2 separate regions of the Homo sapiens genome follow, and region 1 is linked to region 2. Evidence: chromatin contacts called from ENCODE POLR2A ChIA-PET data. All regions are on one chromosome and are shown on one strand. Each heading gives the region's core, a stretch centred on a gene start or an enhancer-like site at or near the end of the contact. The rest is flanking DNA. Distances are from core to core; before and after follow the strand shown. Region 1 overlaps ESPN (espin). Region 2 overlaps KCNAB2 (potassium voltage-gated channel subfamily A regulatory beta subunit 2).

What was found. ChIA-PET counts read pairs that join two places held with the same protein, here RNA polymerase II (POLR2A).
Region 1: POLR2A ChIA-PET joins it to region 2 with 10 read pairs in Panc1. The contact joins two enhancer-like sites. POLR2A ChIA-PET finds 5 or more read pairs at or near these places in 3 of 52 experiments (BJ, Panc1 and naive thymus-derived CD4-positive, alpha-beta T cell).

The regions. Positions count from the first base shown.
Region 1 is chr1:6,455,877-6,461,799 of GRCh38, forward strand. ESPN (espin) reads left to right here. Exons shown (of 13, transcript NM_031475.3): 11 at 1,308-1,387; 12 at 1,485-1,496; 13 at 4,123-5,068. The coding sequence ends at 4,270. It overlaps TNFRSF25 (TNF receptor superfamily member 25), which reads right to left. Exons shown (of 10, transcript NM_003790.3): 10 at 4,910-5,886. The coding sequence ends at 5,558. Among named protein-coding and RNA genes, the nearest start is that of TNFRSF25, 7.3 kb to the right of the region's middle. RefSeq lists silencers at 2,964-3,170, 4,492-4,551. Within about 2 kb of position 4,600, at least 5 of the 41 ENCODE cell types and tissues checked have a DNase peak (open chromatin) inside an H3K27ac peak, as active enhancers do.
Region 2 is chr1:6,096,736-6,102,703 of GRCh38, forward strand. It overlaps KCNAB2 (potassium voltage-gated channel subfamily A regulatory beta subunit 2), which reads left to right. Exons shown (of 16, transcript NM_001199862.2): 14 at 1-21; 15 at 534-622; 16 at 1,750-4,445. The coding sequence ends at 1,839. CHD5 (chromodomain helicase DNA binding protein 5) reads right to left here. Exons shown (of 42, transcript NM_015557.3): 42 at 5,052-5,968. Among named protein-coding and RNA genes, the nearest start is that of KCNAB2, 54 kb to the left of the region's middle. RefSeq lists enhancers at 5,394-5,895, 5,765-5,934, 5,896-5,968. Within about 2 kb of position 1,841, at least 3 of the 41 ENCODE cell types and tissues checked have a DNase peak (open chromatin) inside an H3K27ac peak, as active enhancers do.

The DNA.
Region 1 (5,923 bases), core at 3,350-5,849, 360 kb after region 2:
CCGGCCCCCGAAGAACAGGCGAAGGAAAAGGAAGAGGAGGGGAAAGAACAGGAGCGGACCGAAGAGGCTGCTCCATTTCAGACGGGGGACCCGCCTGAGGGGCAGCCCGAGGCCCTGGCCCCTGCGCCGCAGCCGCCGCCGCCGCCCCCGCCCGCCGCGCCTCCCCCGACCTCAGACTCTCCTGGTTCCGAAGCCCCCGCCGAAGACCCCTTGGAACTGGTGTCTGAGATGGGCGAGTTCAGCAACGAGGACATCTGCCGCTACATCGACCGCAGCTTCTCCTTCTGGAAAGAGAAGGAGGCAGAGCTGTTTGACATCTGAGCAGCGGAATTCGGAATTCTCAGTTCACCCTCGAGCGTCTTAACGTGGGCCTGGACGCCTGTCTGACGCCCTCCAGAGGCTGGAAGCAGCAGGAAGAGCCCAGGACTGTGGCCTTGAGCAGCCCGGAGGGCCCAGGACCAGGCTGCCTCAGCCTCTGAGGTCCCATCGTGGCGGGCTGTGGGGCGTTGGTCGGATAGGCAGGGCAGGCACAGAACAGACCAGGTGTCCGCCTCTGGCCCCGTGGCCTTGCTGAGCTCTGTGTGGAGCCAGGCAGCAGAAGAAGCCCCTCTGAGTGAGGGGCTGCGGCTCCTCCTTGCGGCAGTGTGGCCTGCTCTTTGGTTTTCCACTGGAGTTCACAGCTACCTCCTTGGCTGAGGTCAAGGGTGCCACGTGTGCAGTGTTCTGTGTGAAGTGTGCCGTGTACAGACCCGTTCTCCTCTGTAACATTCAGGAAATAAAACTCTTTGCTGTAAACTGCCTGCGTTGGACACCACACCTGCCCCTGATGTCATTGTAGCCCCACGATTGTAGTGCCCGTATCCACTCTATTGGGAAGATGGCAACCATGGGGTGAAGGTCCTTCACAGGGGAGCCAGGGGCAGCCTGAGTCTCCCTGAGCCAAGAGGCTGGGTGGGGGCTGGCTGGCATCTGCGTCTGCCCAGAGGTCTTGGGCCTGTGGCCATTGGCCACCTGCCTCTGCGGGGAATCAGGCTCAGGACCTCTGGGTCCCAGCTACTTGTTCTCTGCTTCTGTCCCATTCAGCTCTGATCTCTCTGGTGCCTCCTGTAGGACATGAGGGTCTGGGTTACTAGGGGAAAGGAGGCCAGCTCTGAGGGGGTGTGACCAGGCACCTCCATCCACTTGTCACACAGATGTGCATCAAAAGGATGTCTTCCTGTGACCCTGACTCCTTCAGGTCCCGAGGTTGAGGGTGCCCCCTATCTCCCAGCCCCTGCAGGCCCTGAAGCTTTGTGGTTGTGTTTCAGGAGGAGGAGGAGGAGGCCCGGCTGGCCAGCATGCCCGCCTGGAGGCGGGACCTCCTGCGGAAGAAGCTGGAAGAAGAGAGGTGAGCTGGGGGTCAGGCAGAGGCTGGCCTGGCAGGGTGTCTTGACTGCGTCCCTGAGGTGGAGGTACCAAGTGACACTGTCTCTTTTTCCTTCCAGGGAGCAGAAGCGGTGAGTGCAGGGCTGGCCCCAACCTGCCACCCTTATCCCCACCCAAGTCGCAGAGGGTCGTCCCTTCATCCAGGCCAATTTGAGTACATCCTCCTGTCTCTTGGCCCTTGTAGCACAGCCTCCTTCCTCCCTATAATACCCCAGAATCTCTCTCTCATGCTCTAATAACTTTGTTCCCGGTTACTCAGTCCCTGCCTCCTATTAACCTGGCCTTTTCTACCCTTCAGTTAACCTAACCCCACTATCAATCACCTTGATTGTCTGGCCCTCAGAATGTACTTTCTGCCCCTAGTCATCTCACCCAGCCCAGTGCTGGCCAATAGAAATGTAATGAGAGCCACAGATGTAATTTAAAATTTTCTAGTAGCCACAGTGAAAATGTAGAAGGATATAGGTGAGCTTCATTTTAGTACTGTTTTATTTGGCACAAAATATCAAAAATATTATTTCAACACATAATCAATTATGAAAATTATTAATGAGATGTTTTATACTCCTCTTGTAAAAGTAAGTCTTTGGCCAGGCATGGTGGTTTACACATGTAATCCCAGCACTTTGAGAGGCCAAGGCAGGGGGACCACTTGAGCCCAGAAGTCTGAGACCAGCCTGGGCAATGCAGTGAGACCTCATTCTGCGAAAAAAAAAAAAAAAAAAAAATTTTTTTTTGAGATGGGGTTTCACTCTTGTCACCCAATCTGGAGTGCAGTGGCGATCTGGGCTCATGCAACCTCTGCCTCCTGGGTTCAAGTGATTCTCCTGCCTCAGCCTCCCAAGTAGCTGGGATTACAAGCGTGTGCCACCACACCCAGCTAATTTTGTATTTTTAGTAGAGATGGGGTTTCACCATGTTGGCCAAGCTGGTCTCAAACTCCTGACCTGAAGCGATCCACCCGCCTCGGCCTCCCAAAGTGCTGGGATTATAGGCATGAGCCACCAAGTCTGGCTTTTTTCTTTTTTTTTGAGACAGAGTTTTGCTCTTGTTGTCCAGGCTGGAGTACAGTGGCACAATCTTGGCTCACTGCAACCTCTACCTCCTGGGTTCAAGTGATTCTCCTGCCTCAGCCTCCCTGGTAGTTGGGATTACAGGCGCCCGCCACCACGCCCGGCTAATTTTTGTATTTTTAGTAGAGGCCGGGTTTTGCCATGTTGGTCAGGCTGGTCTCGAACTCCTGACCTCAGGTGATCCACCCGCCTCAGCCTCCCAAAGTGCTGGGATCACAGGCGTAAGCCTTCGCACCAGGCCTGCAAAAAAAATTTTTTTTAATTAGCTGCAGGGGGCTGGGCGCAGTGGCTCATACCTGTAATCCCAGCACTTTGGGAGGCTGAAGCGGGTGGATCACCTGAGGTCAGGAGTTCAAGACCAGCCTGGCCAACATGGTGAAACCCTGTCTCTACTAAAAATATAAAAATTAGGTGGTCGTGATGGCGCATGCCTGTAATCCCAGCTACTCGGGAGGCTGAGGCAGCAGAATCACTTGAATCTGGAAGGCGGAGGTTGCAGTGAGCCAGGATCACGCCGTTTTGTACTCTAGCCTGGGCAACAGAGTGAGACTCCATTTCAAAAAAAAAAAAAAATTAGCTGGGCGGGCTGGGCTCGGTGGCTCACGCCTGTAATCCCAGCACTTTGGGAGGCGGAGGCAGAATGATCACCTGAGGTCAGGAGTTCAAGACCAGCCTGACCAACATGGTGAAACCCCGTCTCTACTAAAAATACAAAAATTAGCTGGGCATGGTGGCACGCTCCTGTAATCCCAGCTACTCAGAAGGCTGAGGCAGGAAAATCACTTGAAACTGGGAGGTGGAGGTTGCAGTGAGCCGAGATCGTGCCACTGCACTCCAGCCTGGGTGACAGAGCGAGACTCTGTCTCAATTAAAAAAAAAAAAAATAGCTGGGCGTAGTGGCACACATCTGTGGTTCCAGCTACTTGGGAGGCTGAGGTGGGAGGATTACGTGAGCCCAGGAGGTCGAGGCTGCAGTGAGCCATGATCTCACCACTGCGCTCCACCCTGGCAACAGAGCGAGACCCTGACTCAAATAATAATAAAACTTAGTCTTTGAAATATCATGCACATTTTACACCTGCAATCCATCACAATTTAGACCAGCCACATTTCAAATGTTCAGCAGCCACATGTGCTTAGTGACTACTCTGTCAACAGGCAGATCTACCCTCTATGTTCTAATAACTTGTCTCTAATTCTCAGTCCCTCTCTCAATTATATGGTCTCTCTGCTCCCCAGCAGCCCCACCCCAGTCCTCAATACTTCATATTGACAGCTCCCCCACAACTCAAGTCCTGGTCCCAGTAATCTTGCTGCTGCACCCAGCAATACCACCTCCTCACATGGTGCCACACAGTGACCCAGCACCTCTGTTTCCAGTAAAACCCCAGCCCACAATAATCCAGCCTTAACCTCCCACTCACCCAGCTCCCCTGTGCTCCAGTAACCCCATTCTGCCCCCAATCTAGCCCCTCTGTCTTCAGCAACCGAGCCCCAGCCCTCAGTAACCCACCCCTTGCATGGGTGACCTGGCCTCTGCCTGGTGCCTGGCCCCACCCTTTCTGCCAGCCTGGGTATCTGGCCCCAGACTTCACCGGGTCTGCCCCCCTCCCCACTGCCTCAGGAAAGAGGAGGAGCGACAGAAGCAGGAGGAGCTGCGGCGGGAGAAGGAACAGTCAGAGAAGCTGCGGACGCTGGGCTACGATGAGAGCAAGCTGGCGCCCTGGCAGCGACAGGTCATCCTGAAGAAGGGGGACATCGCTAAGTACTAGAGGCCGCAGACTCCTGTCCGCAGCCTCGCAGCTCCGTGGGGCCCTCCGCCCCAGCCCCAGCCAGCCAGGCCCTGGTGGAAAGGCTGGGAGCCGCACAGCCCTCCCCTCCTGCGCTGGAAACCCTCCCTGACCCCCACCCTGGCCCCCCGTATCCCCAGCCCTTGGCAACACTGGAGTGCACACGCCGCCACGGTTGCCCAGAAAAAGTGCCCAAGCTGCTGACGCAAACAACAACAAATGCTGCTTATTTGCATGCCGACTTACATATATTTGCATGTTCGTTGACTATCAAAGAGTGCAGAGCTCTCCCCAGCCCCGTGGGTGGTGACTTTGTTTTCCTGCGGGGCTCAGCCCCCTCCAGGATGCAGCCCCCTCCCCCGCACCCCGGAACCGGCGTCGCTGGCGCATCCTGGGTGGAGGCAGGCCCCGAGCTCGGGGAAGGGGTTTTCCCTTCCTCTCTGACCCAGATCTGCGCGCGGCCTAGCCCGGGCCTCATTTCTTATCCCCGCCAAGGGTTTCCTCTCAGTCATTTGTTTACCAGAAACATGAAAACTGCCTGTCTGGCCGGGCCGCACTTGTGGCCCCCGGGACCCCACCTCTGGCCCCACCTCCCTCAAGTCTGCGCCCCGTCCCCAGCCAGACCCACTCGCTGCCGGGACCCTTTCACTGCCCCGGTGGAGTGAATAGAGGATGAGGGGCCCTGACCCTGTGTCTCCAACTGCTGCACCCCATCCCGACCCTGTCTCCGCCACCTCGCAGCCCCATTAAAGCGCTCTCATCTGGGCTCCGGTTCACTCACTCGCTGTGGCCGCGACTTGCTCTCTCCTTCTCGGGGTAATTGAGCCAGAGTGGACTCGGGAGGGGCAGGCTTGGGAGCTAAGGCCACACTGGACTCCACCATGGGTGCCAGATCCCGGGGTGACAAGATTCCCGTCCCCTTCGAATCCCTCGAGAAAAGTCCAGTCCACTTAACACCCCAGCCCCGCAGAAACGCCAAGAAGCCGTTTTTGTTTTGTTTTGTTTTCTTTCACAGATTTAATACCGCGATCTCAGCCAAACTCCGGCCGAGAAGTTGAGAAATGTCTTCACCCCCTCTCGACATTCGTTCGTGCTTCTTCGCCTTGGCTGGAGCGATAGGGGCGAGCAGGGGTGGGGCCGGCTGGTGCTGCTACGCAGGGCCGTGCCAGCGGCTTAATAAGTGACATAAAATGTCTACACGCATAAGTAACCGTACTTAGGGCTTCTGCAAGGGCCACCAGAGCGCCTAGGTGGCAAGTGGGCGCCGTGTCACGGGCCGCGCTGCAGGCGGCTGCGCAAGTCTTCCACGCAGCCGTCCAGCCCCATGCGCTCCAGGGCCGCGTAAACGGCTCCGAGGCCCGCGGGCTGCTGCTGGCGCCAGCGCTTGAGCATCTCGTACTGCTGGTCTCGGAAGCGGCCGATCTCCACCTCCACGGCTTCGATCTCTGCCTCGCGCAGCCCCAGCGTGCGCACGAACTCCTTCCAGCGCCGCGCTGGGACCGCGTCCATCACGTCGTAGAGCTGCGGGCCCGGCTGCAGCATCATGGCTGGCGAGCCGGCTGGGGACTCTGGCGAGAGTGTGGGCGCAGCAGCGGGGCCTGGGGCAGGGCCAGAGAGAGCCAATTGGGGTACGTG
Region 2 (5,968 bases), core at 591-3,090:
CCCTGCCCCAGCTGGCCATAGGTAACGGTGGGGTCGCCATGGGGCCAGTGCCCCTGGGGAGAACCTGCCCCAGCTGGCCGTAGGTAACAGGGTGGGGTTGCCATGGGGCCAGTGTCTCCGGGGAGAGAGGGAAGGGATCCCTGGACATCATCCCCCAGCCAGCCTCGGGTAATCGGGCTCTAAGGGGCATGGTTGGGACCCCATGCCTCTAGGGGGATGTCAGGAGTCCCTGAGGACCTGGGCCACCCCCTCCATCTGCCAGCCATAGGTAATGGGGCTCCCGCTTTCATGGGAAGAGGATGGGGAGCGCTAAGCACTTGGGCCACCTCTCCATCAGGGAGCAGCGGGCTCCCCCATGCCTCCTCCAGCCACCTCTTAGACAAAGCCCGTGCCCAGCACTGCAGGGCTTCCTAGACCCCCTCAGACCCCCAGACCAAGATGCTGGGTCTCTCGGCCCAGTCAGAGGCAAGGCAGACCCATCAGGGGCCCCTGTGGTGGGTGTTTCTCCCTCACCTTGGGTCTCGCCGCCACAGCCTGGTGCCTGAGGAATGAGGGAGTCAGCTCCGTGCTCCTGGGGGCCTCCAATGCGGACCAGCTCATGGAGAACATTGGGGCAATACAGGTAAGAGTGAGAGGCCCTGCTGGGCAGAGGGCCCATCCCAGCCCGAGCCCCGTCCAGTGCATCCTCCCAGGCTCGTCCTGCGTGCCAGGCTCTGTTCTAGGCACTCAGGATGCGCCCGTGAACCATCAGAGTTGTGCTCCTGGAGAGCTTGCTTTCCAGCAGGAACAGACATGAACACTAACTGCACGAAACAAGGAGGTTAGAATGTGTGTCAGGGTGGACGAGCGCTGTAGGAGAGAAGCCAGAGATAAAGGGAGGGAGCTGGGGCCAGGGACGGTGGCGCTGCAGACTCAGGTTCAAGGGGGCCTGTCAGGTGGGCTTGTTGAGAAGGTGGTGCTTGAGCAGTCTTGAGAGATGCGGAGTAAGTCACGCAAATGCCTGCGGGAAGAACCTTCCACCAGCAGGAAGAGTTGATGCAAAGGCCCAAAAAGGCCTGGAGCAGAGGGGCAGATCCTGAGAGGCACGAAACACCTCCAGGGACTTCTGAGTGAGACGGGAGCCGTGGCAAAATTGTGGGCAGAGGAGGGCGAGCTGCAGCTCAGCCTGGAAAGGGAGGCTGCTCTCCGGCTGCTCCATCGGGGAGGCTTTGGGAAGCAAAAGTCGAAGCAGAGAGCCCTGGTGGGAAGTGGCAGCTGCGGGTCCGAGACGGGAGTGGTGGTTGGATCCTGGATGTTTGGGAAGGTGGGGCCCCCGGGACTGGCTGACAAACTGGATGTGGGGGTGAGAAGGCGAGGTGGAAGTCGGTCCCCGGGTGTGTCACCCGGAAGGGTGGCGGTGCTGTATGCTGAGGCAGGCGCAGCTGGAAAAAGCAGTCACGGACATGGAAGTCCAGCATTTGGCCTGGAGTTTCCATTTTATGTCACTGCTGCCACCACCCTTCAGGAAGGTTCTAGGGCACCTTGACATTTGAGAGGGAGTGCACAGACCCAGGCATGCTTCCTCTCTGCCCCAAACCTTCTGAAACACAAAAGCAGCGTGGCCTCCATCTGCCTCAGATGGAGCCCAGATGTGATGGGGCAACCCGGGCCTGGCCAGCCGACCATCTGGAAGAGCCTGGCCCCACCTCCTCCCCAGGCCAGGCCCGTCTTGTTGGTGGGATTCTGATTTGTTGTTGTTCTTGCACGCAGGTCCTTCCGAAACTGTCATCTTCCATTATCCACGAGATTGATAGTATTTTGGGCAATAAACCCTACAGCAAAAAGGACTACAGATCCTAAGCCGCCCCCGCCCGCCTGCTCGGACAGTTTCCGTTCCCTCCTAGTCTCTGTTCGCTCGCTTAAGCTGTTTTGAAGCCAAGTGAAGAGTGTGGTTTGCATCCAAGAGAAAACACCACACTGTGATGTCATCGGGAAATGATCTCCCAAGTCGCTGCCAGACACCACCCACTGCTTCGCCGGACAATGTCGAAGTCCAGTCTGTGCCGGGGAAGGCACTGGTTAGGAAGGATGTTCAAACGGTCCCACCCAAGCCTGTCACCTCTGCTCATCCTCCAAGACCACCCAGCTTTCTCCCAGCCACAGCCAAGATTCCCAAAGTCAAGGCCCAAAGATTTCCAAGGTTCCCAAAGTCAAGGCCAGGCCAAGGCCTGGTTGGGTCCTTGGGGCGGGCAGGGCCAGCCTCTCCTCTGCTGAGAATCCCCACTTGGTGTAGGGGGAGAGGGGAAAGGGGTCTGGCCCATCGAGGGGCCCCTTCTGCCAGGGCCTTGGTTGCTGGGGCAGGGCCTCCCCACTGGGGGTCTTCCTCCACCTCCCACTTTCCAAGGGCTCCAGGAATCTGGGGCCTGACCACAGATTCCTCTCCCATCCTTTTCTGCTCCAACCTGCCCCACTGGGTCCCGGCAGGGGCCATGCCTACCAAGCTCGAGCTGGCCCTTGACCCCCACCCACCCCCACCCTTGCTGGCAGGGGCAGGGACCCCAGGGGGATTGACTCTGCAGTTTGGGAGCCACAAAAAGCGTAGCGGTGTGATTTCTAGCTCAGCCTCCCACCGTCTTCCTCCTACACACCAATGATGAGCCTCATGCCAGTGAGGCCCGGAGCGCTTGGGAGGGGTCCCAGTGGGGCAGGCCCCTCTGTCTGGCCACCCCTCTGTCCTGGCCCCGGAAGGCCCTGTGGTCATGTGCTCCTAGCTGCACGGTGGCTGCTGGCCACACCACGGCAAGTGGCAGCAGGGGCCGGCCCTGTGCACAAGGATGCACTCCTCTCGGCCCCTGTAGACTTTCTCTAAAGCCGCCCGCCAGCCCAGGCCGCTGCTCTGCACCGAGCTGGTGGGCTTGGGTTTTGTGGAGCGCATGCTTGGACCCTTTCAGTAAGGAAGGGTCTTTGGGGTTTTCTGTGCCCATGACTTGGGGGCTGCACCCCCACAGCACCCCCACAATGTAGGAAAAGACCTCAGGGAACCTCTCCCTGGAAAGACGGGCAGGGCTGGTTAGCCCCTCCCACTGCCTGACACCTGGGACAGGCTGGGCAGAGGGGAGAGAGGGCAGGACAGGCCAGAGTGACGCCCCCGTGCAGCTTGGGCCGGAGGGCAAGGGATGCCAGTAAGTCTGCAGGTGCGGGGTGCCACCTACAGGCCCAGGCCTGTGTCCCAAGCAGTACCCAGGCTTTGCAGACCACGCGGGGCAGGGCTCCACTGAAGCCACCCCCACCCCTCGCCAGCTAGCTCCATAGGGAAGCCTGTGTCTCCTGCCCCCAGGGCGCACCCTCAGTGCAGGCACCTCTGTTCCCGCTTTGCCCCTGGAGGAGCCACTATTCCAGAAGGCTCCACCCTGCCGTCCTGCGGGAGCCTGCTGTCCAGTCCTGGCCGGGCCAAGGCCTGGGAAACTGTGAAAGTCAGAAAGGCCAGCGGGGAGAGGCTGGGGCGAGGGGAGGAGGGGGATCAGCTTCTGCTATTACCGACCCCCCTTCATGCTGCCCCTGGCGCCTAGAACCCTTGCCCCTCCTCATAGACCAAGTCCCGGGGGTCTCCACTCAGTCCTGCTGCCTGCTTCACCAGAAGCAGCCCTGTGAGTGTGGGGTGGGGAAGTCCCTTCCCAACGGAGGTCCCAGCCTATGGCCCTGGGCCCAGGTGGGGGTCGCCTGCTTCCTTCCCGGACAGGGTCCTGCAGTGGCCAATGGTGCCAGAGGGCAGGTGGCCCACCCTCGCCATCAGGGAGGGTGGCTGGCCCCATCCCCACTGCCACCCAGCCCCACCCACTGTTGGAAGAGGGACCAGCGCGAGGTGGTGCCCAGGGTGGGCACTGCTGCTTAATGCGAGGCACACCTGGGGCAGCTGAGCCCCCAAAGGCTGCGGGTTTGCCAAACACAGAGAGGCCAGGCCCCAGTGTCAGGATGCAGTCAGCCTCTGGCGCAGCTCTTTCCACGACCTGGTTCCTGGATGTCCTGCTTGCTCCACACCCATCTACAGGGAGGATGTGAGGGGGCTCTGCCTCCTAGGGCCAGGTCCCCCCTCTCGGGAGGAGGTATTGGGTAGGACCATCCAAGAAAGGGCAGAAGACCAAGGGCAGTCGGGGTCTAGAAAGGAGGGCGCTGGCCCTGCTGGACGCTTCGGAGCCCCCACTGTTTCCCACTCAGCTTTGTGCTCAGATCCCAGGTCCCAAGGAGTGACAGGGGCTTCCTCCCACCTTCTGTCCTTGTCCAGTCATGTAAATAATGTGCTTTTTCTCTCCCCGAGTCTTTTTTTTTAAACCTACCGTGGTTCCTCAGCTAACTGCATTCCCTACCCAGGCAGAGACTGTCCTATGCCTCGAGCTTCCAAACGAGACTCAGACCGCGACACAGCCACCGTATTTATGGAATGACAAAATAAATAAAGCCCAAACCCATCGGTCTCTGTGACTTTTTGCTCCTCTCATTTCCTCAGGGTCAGGGCTGGGCCAGGGTGACACGGGAGGGGAGGAAAAGGCTGCCAGCAGCAGGGCCTGGGGCATCCCCCAAACCGGAGCCTGCAGCCAAGGGCAGGTGGGTTGGAAAGGGCCCGTGGAGAGAGAGCGGGGACAGAGAATGGGGACAGGGTGGTCAGAAGACCTGTCCCCCATCTCTCCCAAGCGATTCAGCCAAGGGAGGGTGCGTGCCTCCCCTGCCGCCCCCAACACACACATTCTCTTTCACCAACTCTGAGGGCCCAAAGCTGCTTGCTGGGAGGCTGCTGTCCCTCTGGGGACCTGGCTGGCTGCTGTTCTCATAAGGACAGAGGTCCAGGCCTGGGGAAGCTCTCATGGTATGTGTTTGGGGTACAGGTGAGAGGGGCCTCACCCCAGCACACCCCTGTTTCGGGCTCCCCTCCTTCCCAGTGAGCCCCTGCACCCGTGAAATGACCATCCCAGGCAAGAGAAGGCTTCCGGACACGCCCCCACCCCCCACCACTCCTCCCTGGCCCCAGCCCCCACCCCCATTCTAAATCTTGAATCTTAAAAAGAAAAAGCCTCTGATTAAATCCTTTCCCAAAGGATTTATTAAAACACAGAAAACCAAAACATACACACAGAGTACAAAGTAAAGGTGATTGTGTTGGCTACAGCCTCTGTCCAGCCTCCCGTGGGCGAAGACCAGACAAGCCACGGCTCACAGGGGAGCCTGGCTTCCAAAGCTGGACCCGCCCCCGCCGGGGCCACCCTGGCTGGGACTCCTGGCGCGCCTTGCACCCAGCCCAGGGCCCTCCCTTTGCCAGCCTGGGGCTGTGCCTGGGGAAAGGGGTCGGCCCCCTCTTAGCTGGGCCTGGGCCGGTGGAGTCTGCTCCCTCCACACCCCTGAACTCAGACCCCACGGGCCAGTGGGGACCCTCCCTTCCTCTCCAGGGGTGCTTGGGCTCCAATCGCTGCTTGAGGAGTTCAGGACACACACACACACCCAACGGGCCCTTTCTGGGTTATCGCACCTAAAAAAATACTTTGTTTAAAAAAAAAATCTGAAAATTAAAGAAAAAAAAAACACAACGCCAGTGAGTTTGGGCTGATGCACCACAACCTGTAAACTTTCAGACACAGAAAACAGGACAGGAACCAGCTGCCGAGGCCGAGGCGGGCCTTGCACAGAAGAGACTTGGGGGAGGGGCCGAGGCCAGGTCACCAAGACGGTGAGGGCAGAGGGGCGTGCCAGCCTCGGCCCCCACCCACGCCCTGTCCCCTGCCCACAGACCCTGACGCACACTGGAGGCTCCAAGTGACCGACACTTGACCAAGTCCATCTGGCTTCTGGCTCCCATGTACCCGAGCCCACTCTCCACTCCACCTCCTTGGGCCTCAAGTGTCCTGGGATGACAGGAGTGAGGGCTGCAGGTGTCACCGGGCCAAGGCTTGGTCAGCTCCTGACCTCGGCAGGGGAGCACCCGGGGGACTCTGGGAAGGCA